Regions from separate parts of the Homo sapiens genome. Here regions 1 and 2 are each linked to region 3. A link is an interaction called in ENCODE POLR2A ChIA-PET data of the cell type or tissue named here. Cell type or tissue: OCI-LY7. All regions are shown on one strand. Region 1 has its middle 15 kb from the start of PRKCI. Region 2 overlaps PHC3 (polyhomeotic homolog 3). Region 3 overlaps SKIL (SKI like proto-oncogene).

Region 1 (2,500 bases), 170 kb after region 3:
ACTGCAACCTCCGCCTCCTGGGTTCAAGCGTTTCCCCTGACTCAGCCTCCTGAGTAACTGGGATTACAGGTGCCCGCCACCATGCCTGGCTAATTTTGATATTTTTAGTAGAGATGGGGTTTCACCATGTTGGCCAGGCTGGTCTTGAACAGCTGACCTCAAGTGATCCACCTGCCTCGGCCTCCCAAAGTGCTGGGATTAGAGGCACGAGCTAGGGAGCCCGGCCAGTGATCATTTGTTTTTGTATTGTTTTGTTTTTGAGATGGAGTTTTGCTGTTGTTGCCCAGGCTGGAGTGCAATGGTGTGATCTCGACTCACCGCAACCTCCGCCTCCTGGGTTCAAGTGATTCTTCTGCCTCAGCCTCCCAAGTAGCTGGGATTACAGGCATGCACCACAGTGCCTGGCTAATTTGTATTTTTAGTAGAGACAGGGTTTCTCCTTGTTGGTCACGCTGGTCTTGAACTCCCGACCTCAGGTGATCTGCCTGCCTCAGCCTCCCAAAGTACCGGGATTACAGGCATTAGCCACTGTGCCCGGCCAATCATGTCTTAATGCAATCATGCATTGCTTAATAACAGGAATATGTTCTGAGAAACTTGTCGTTAGGTGATTTCATCATCTGGTGAATATTGTGCGTAGAGTGTACTTACAGAAACCTAGATAGTACATCCTCCTGTACACCTAGACTAAATGATATAGCCTATTGCTTTTAGGTTACATATCTATACAGTATGTTACTATAGTGAATGCTGTATGCAACTGTAAGACAATGGCAAATATTTTTGTATATCTAAACATACCTAAACATTAAAAAGGTAATTCATTGCACTATAATGTTAGGATGACTATGGCATCACTAGGCAACAGGAATTTTCAGCTATGGGACCACTGACCTGTATGCAGTCCATCACTGACCAAAACATCATTATAAAGCATATGACTGTATCATATTAACTGTTTAACTTAAGCTTCAGGGCAGAAGCTGTGCCCAGAAATGACCAAAACTTCTTATTGGAGTTTTGACAGCTGAGGTTCATGAGAGAATTTCGCTTTTTTTCTCTTAATTAATCTCACTGAGTTAGCATAGACAGCAAACAAACACATGTCCCCATGACTTCTTTGCCTCCTTTTTTCCCTTATTCTATCCCCTTCACCAGTCCACTGATGTTGCCAACTTTATCTGTAAGCCATCTCTGAGTACTCCCTTCAGTCCTTTTTTACATTATAGGGAGTACTTTTTTACATTATAGGGGAGTACTTTTTATGGACTTTTTTACATTATAGTTACTCAATCTCACTCACACTACAGATGATGACATATAGCAGTTTGAACCTTATCTGTTTTGCCTTTGAAATGTAATTGTTTTACTTCGAATTTATTTATTTATTTATTTATTTTTGAGACGGAGTCTTGCTCTGTTGCCCAGGCTGGAGTGCAGTGGCACCATCTCGGCTCCCTGCAACCTCCGTCTCCCAGGTTCAAGTGATTCTCCTGCCTCACCTCCTGAGTAACTGGAACTACAGGCACAGCATCCCCACGCTTTGCTAAGTTTCGTATTTTTATTAGAGATGGGGTTTCAGCATGTTGGCCAGGCTGGTCTCAAACTTCTGACCTCAGGTGATCCACCTGGCCTCGGCCTCACAAAGTGCTGGGATTACAGGCATGAGCCACTATGCCCGGCCCTTTACTTTGAATTTAAAGTAATATAAAAAATTAATTAATGTCATATGTTCCCTGATAATCACAGAAAGGGGAGCTCATTTATTGATGCCAGTGACACATATCCCCGTCTCTATATACAGAGGACCCACTGGTTATCCTGAAATGCCCACCCTAACTCAATCCCCACTATCCTTGCCTGACTTTCACTTTCCTTCTCTAGGGACTATTCACAAACTAACCTTTGCACCCAGGCTGTTAGGTGTCCATTATCTTCACTCCTTCTCTTCCTCTATACTCCTGCTCTGTGATCTGTTTATACATCAGTTACAGTACATATTGCAGAGTATCATAGTACTTTCTTTTCTTTTTGTTTTCGAGATGGAGTTTCACTCTTACTGCCCAGGCTGGAGTGCAATGGCGTGATCTCAGCTCACTGCAACCTCCGCCTCCCGGGTTCAAGTGATTATCTTGTCTCAGCCTCCCAAGTAGCTGGGATTACAGGCACCCGCCACCACACCCAGCTGATTTTTGTATTTTTAGTAGAGATGGGGTTTCACCATGTTGGCCAGACTGGTCTTGATTTCCTGACCTGGTGATCTGCCCGCCTCAGCCTCCCAAAGAGCTGGGATTACAGGCGTGAGCCGCCGTGCCCAGCCTGTACTTTACTTTCTTGTGGGCACGTCTACAAAGCTGAAACTGTCATTTGTTCATCTCTCTGCCCCCTGTACCTAGCACACAGTAGGTGTTGAATAACATCTGTTGACACTGAACAATACCACTTTGGTACATTTTCCTTATCTGTAAGACAAGGGTAATGACATTCTTTATTTAATAAG
Region 2 (2,500 bases), 200 kb after region 3:
AGTATAATCTCTTGTGTGCTTTTCACCTTCGAGGTACATTTCTGGCCCGACAAAAACTACTGCTCTTCTGGTTTCTAACAATATGGAGGTCCTTAGAATTGACTTAAAGTGTTTGAATTTATTCAAATACAGATTCTGTATTTAGTGGAATTTTGTACCACAACAAGTAAGATTATAGTATTGGAGGGAAGAAAGTCTGGTATAAAAGTGTACTTTACTGTCCATACATGAGGAAGTGACATAATTTATGTTTTCAAAATCTGGAGTAATTCTTTGTGAAAAAGATTTTGTAAGGGTATGGGAAGTTGCTGTTTGCTGCTTCTCTGTGTTCTCACAGCAATCTGCTAATAAGTATAACTCAGCTATTAGAAGTAGTAAGGACAGCGTTGTAGACTGATTAGGGGAAAAGCCAGTGTGAGTTAAAAAAATTACTTTTTAACATTTTTTAAAAAGAACTTATTTTTAAGCAAAGTTTATATGGTAAACTAAACTAAGCTAGTTAACATGAGTCCCTAGGCATTCTGTTCTAATGTATAGGTAAGAATGACTTTAGTTTGTAATTAGTGTGGTCAAAAGAATGTAAAGAAATGTTTTAAAATACTCTGATACTGCTTAAATTTTTATTTTCCTAGGTAGTTTAGTATTCTCTCATTACCTGTTTTGGTTTAAAAAAAATCTTTCGGTAATGCAAAGATAAACTTTTGGCTATGCGTTATCTGAGTTACGTATTCTGAATCATTTGAATTCAAATGTAGTAGGTATTAACTATTAAATATGCTCCATATATGTGAAGTATTTTTCCCTTCTAAGTGCTTATAGTGACTGTGTGTTGGCTGTCTTTTATGAGAGCCTTCCTAGCAGTTTAGATTACTGCTGATTATTTCTTTGGAATGAATATTCTTTAAAGCTCATAAGATAATGCTTTTACCAATACAAACACTTTGTGTGACCTGCCAGATTTAAGGACCATAGTACAGCTATGGATACTGAACCAAACCCGGGAACATCTTCTGTGTCAACAACAACCAGCAGTACCACCACCACCACCATCACCACTTCCTCCTCTCGAATGCAGCAGCCACAGATCTCTGTCTACAGTGGTTCAGACCGACATGCTGTACAGGTATTTCAGCTGTAGTGATGGGTAGTCTAAGACTTAAGATGTCATATTACTTTTTGCTTAAGCTGGATTTATGTATTGTTTCATATTCTCAAATGTACAGTTAGAATTACTAATGTTTCAATCAACTGTCTCAATCCATTTTGTGTGGCTATAGCAGAATACCAAGACTGTGTAATTGTAAAGAAAAGAAACTTATTTCTTACATTTCTGGAAGCTGGGAAGTCTAATATGAAGGAGCTGGCATCTCACGAGGGCCGTCTTATTGCCTCATTCCGTGGTGGAAGACTAGAGAGCAAGATACCAAATTTGCAGCCTCAAGCCCTTTTAAAATTTCCTTTAGTCGGCCGGGCGCGGTGGCTCACGCCTGTAATCCCAGCACTTTGGGAGGCCGAGGCGGGCGGATCACGAGGTCAGGAGATCGAGACCACGGTGAAACCCCGTCTCTACTAAAAATACAAAAAATTAGCCGGGCGCAGTGGCGGGCGCCTGTAGTCCCAGCTACTCGGGAGGCTGAGGCAGGAGAATGGCGTGAACCCGGAAGGCGGAGCTTGCAGTGAGCGGAGATCGCGCCACAGCACTCCCGCCTGAGCGACAGAACGAGACTCCGTCTCAAAAAAAAAAAAAAAAAAAAATTTTCCTTTAGTCTATTCATGTGGGCGGAGTCCTTATGGCCTAATCACCCTTCAGGGGTCCTACCTCTTAACACTGTTGCATTGGAGATTAAGTTTCCAACACATACTTAATTGGGGGACACATTTAACCACAGCAACAGCCAACAAAGTTAATTAATAATCATACTATTGGCTAGGCGTGGTGGCTCACGCCTGTAATCCCAACACTGTGGGAGACCAAGGCAGGGAGATAGCTTGAGCTTAGGAGTTGGAGACTGGCTGGGACAACATGTTGAAACCCCATCTCTACAAAAAATACAAAAATCAGCAGGGCATGGTGGCATGTGCCAGTGGTCCCAGCTACTCAGGAGGCTGAGGTGGGAGGATTGCTTGAGCCCAGGAGGTCAAGGCTGCAATGAGCTGTGATCGCACCACTGTACTCCAGTCTAGGTGACAGAGTGAGACCCTGTCTCAAAAAAAAAAAAAAAAAAAAAATGCTGGGCGTGGTGGCTCACACTTCTAATCCCAGCGCTTTGGGAGACCAAGGCTGGCGGATCACTTGAGGTCAGGTGTTTGAGACCAGCCTGATCAACATGGTGAAACCCCGTCTCTACTAAGAATACAAAAATTAGCCAGGCATGGTAATGCATACCTGTAATCCCAGCTACTTGGGAGGCTGAGGCAGGAGTATCACTTGAACCCTGGCGGCAGAGGTTGCAGTGAGCCAAGATAGCGCCACTGCACTCCAGCCTGGGCAAAAAGAGTG
Region 3 (2,500 bases):
AATTAGCTGGGCATGGTGGTGCATCCCTGTAATCCCAGCTACTCGGGAGGCTGAGGCAGGAGAATCACTTGAACCCAGGAGGTGGAGGTTGCAGTGAGCTGAGATTGCGCCACTGCGCTCCAGCCTGGGCAAGACAGTGAAACTCCGTCTCAAAAAAAAAAAAAAAAAAAAAAAGGAAAATCAGCTTGAATTAAATGAGAATTTCTTTTCTAGACATCATTTGTTAAAAAACAAAGAAAGCTCCTCTTTAAATAAGTGTTATATCTGAAAGAATTCTAGATGTACTGCCCAAGAAATCAATTGTTTCCAGATTTTTTAAATTAAAACTACTAAAATTGGCCCTACCCAGTGGCTCACACCTATAGCCCCGGAATTTTAGGAGGCCAAGGCACAAGGACTGCTTGAGTCCAGCAGTTCGAAACCAGCCTGGACAACATAGAGAGACCCCCATCTCTACAAAAAAAATTGTTTTTAATTGGCCAGCCGTGGTGACGCATGCCTGTAGTCTCAGCTACTCAGGGGACTGAGGTGGGAGAATCAGTTGAAGCTGGCAGGTTTGAGGTTGCTGTGAGCTATGATCCTGCCACTGCACTGCAGCCTAGGCAACAGTGTGGGGCTTGTCTCGAAAAAAGAAAAAGAAAAAAATATAAAATTACTAAAATTGATTTATATATTTCAAAGTTTTTCCTATAATGAATACTGGAATCTCAAATCTTCAGAATATCAAGCAAATTCTAAATTTGCTCAAAGACCTTGACTTGAAATCTGACTCAATTTTGATCAAGTTCATTTCAAAACCCTACAGTTTGATTTATAAGAGTAAGTTTTATCTTTACTCATGAGCCAAACCTAGCATCTATTTATTTCTGTGTCTCTAAACTTCAGGTGCCACCTTAAATAACTGCTAGCACATTCCTTTATTTTTAAACAGTCATCCCTCTTAGCTCCTATTCTTTATTTTATTTCCTAGTCTTGACCAACCCAGTAAGAGTCAGACTAGAGCTTCTAAGGAATCTTAAAGATCACCTAGCATAGTCCCCTAGCCAATGTCTGAATTCCCTATTTAAAATCCCTGTTAAGTGGCTACGCAGCCTCTGCTTAAACAGCAGCTTGAGGTCAAGAACCAGCCTTACCTTTGTATTTTTAATACCTAGCACTATATGCCTAGCATGTAGTAGGGACTCATCTATCAAATATCTATTATTTGTTGAATGAATTCTGAATGACAGTGCAGCTCATTAATTCCCAAGGTAGCCTTTTACAAGGTTATTCTGCTACCACAAAACTCTTGGTCTCTTTCACGTTTGATATCCCTCTACTCCATGAAGCACCAAGGAAGCCCAACAGTTTCTAAGGCTGCATTTTTCAGAGATATAAATTAAACAATACAAATGATGGGGACACGCACAACACTAACCATGATAAAATGTTGCAAGCTAATTTTACCTAATATGCTGTGGTAAGCCATAAACACATTTATAACAAATTATCCTAACTGTATGTTAAAAACAATTAAGAAAAGCACAATGTTTATGATACAACAAAACATTCAGAGGCATGCCAGATTTTCTCATCTATTCTGCATTTGTGTCAACATACAAATTAGGTTTTCAAAAAAAGAACAATATAATTAAATGGTTCAGCAGTAATGCTACTAATCAGGAATAAAAATTAGATACCAAATTATGAGTATCTACTGCCTGGTATCTTACCTTTCAACATAGGAATCATTTATTTTTATGTGTATTTAAATTTTAAAATACAATACATTATATAACTTGCCAAAGAAGTGGATCATTTAGTAGCTTAAGTTAGAGCCTTAACATTTCAAAATGCTCTTATCACCCAATTTCCCCATCATTATTTACCCCAAAATGAACAGATAGCATCCTCATTTCAAACACATAAGCAAAATTTCAGACACAAAAATTTCATTCCAAAGGTTCTTTCCTCTTAGGTCATAAAACTCCAAATGTCTATGAATGTACAATTTAAACAATTCCAAAATATACAGTAAAAAAATATAAAATAAGTAAAAACTAAGAAACATTTTATGAAAGTTTCTCTAAATTTCTGCACCTTCCTATGCTTATTCTGTATACGTGACCCTTTGATAATCAGATTTCCTAATGAAGAACCACTCTATTTTAGTGATACGATGCTAATCAGTCTCATAATGAAAAATAATTTAGAGAGCTTGATTTCATTTACAAAAAACTTCTTGTCACTCCTTTCTAAATACAAAAGCTATTCCACCTGCTCAGCATTATTCATACAAGTATTCGAATTTGTACCAAAAAAAACCCTTTAAAATTCTTAGACATTTTTTTTTTCCCTTGAGACAGGGTCTTGCTCTGGGGAACAGTGGTATAATTATAGCTCACTGCATCCTCCAACTCCTGGGCTCAAGGGATCCTCGTGCCTCAGCCTCCAGAGTAGTCAGGACTATTGGCCCATGCCACCAAGCCTGACTAATTTTTTTTTAATTTTTTTTGTAGAG

Evidence for each region. ChIA-PET counts read pairs that join two places held together with the same protein. Peaks named below come from ENCODE experiments on the same cell type or tissue, not always from the same donor. Only the 100,000 strongest peaks of a DNase experiment are listed, where the experiment ranks them.
Region 1: POLR2A ChIA-PET joins it to region 3 with 6 read pairs; 4 of 35 experiments call an interaction of 5 or more read pairs at or near these places.
Region 2: POLR2A ChIA-PET joins it to region 3 with 6 read pairs; 6 of 35 experiments call an interaction of 5 or more read pairs at or near these places.

What each region holds. Positions count from the first base shown.
Region 1 is chr3:170,206,012-170,208,511 of GRCh38, reverse strand. No RefSeq gene overlaps it. Among named protein-coding and RNA genes, the nearest start is that of PRKCI, 15 kb to the left of the region's middle. In OCI-LY7, no CTCF peak of the experiment used is centred here; no DNase peak of the experiment used is centred here.
Region 2 is chr3:170,177,396-170,179,895 of GRCh38, reverse strand. It overlaps PHC3 (polyhomeotic homolog 3), which reads left to right. Exons shown (of 15, transcript NM_024947.4): 2 at 958-1,123. Among named protein-coding and RNA genes, the nearest start is that of PHC3, 3.1 kb to the left of the region's middle. In OCI-LY7, no CTCF peak of the experiment used is centred here; a DNase peak (open chromatin) is centred at 1,075; H3K4me3 peaks cover 1,323 bases; H3K27ac peaks cover 1,352 bases.
Region 3 is chr3:170,373,717-170,376,216 of GRCh38, reverse strand. All of the region lies in intron 2 of SKIL (SKI like proto-oncogene), which reads right to left. Among named protein-coding and RNA genes, the nearest start is that of SKIL, 17 kb to the right of the region's middle. In OCI-LY7, no CTCF peak of the experiment used is centred here; no DNase peak of the experiment used is centred here; H3K4me3 peaks cover 301 bases; H3K27ac peaks cover 388 bases.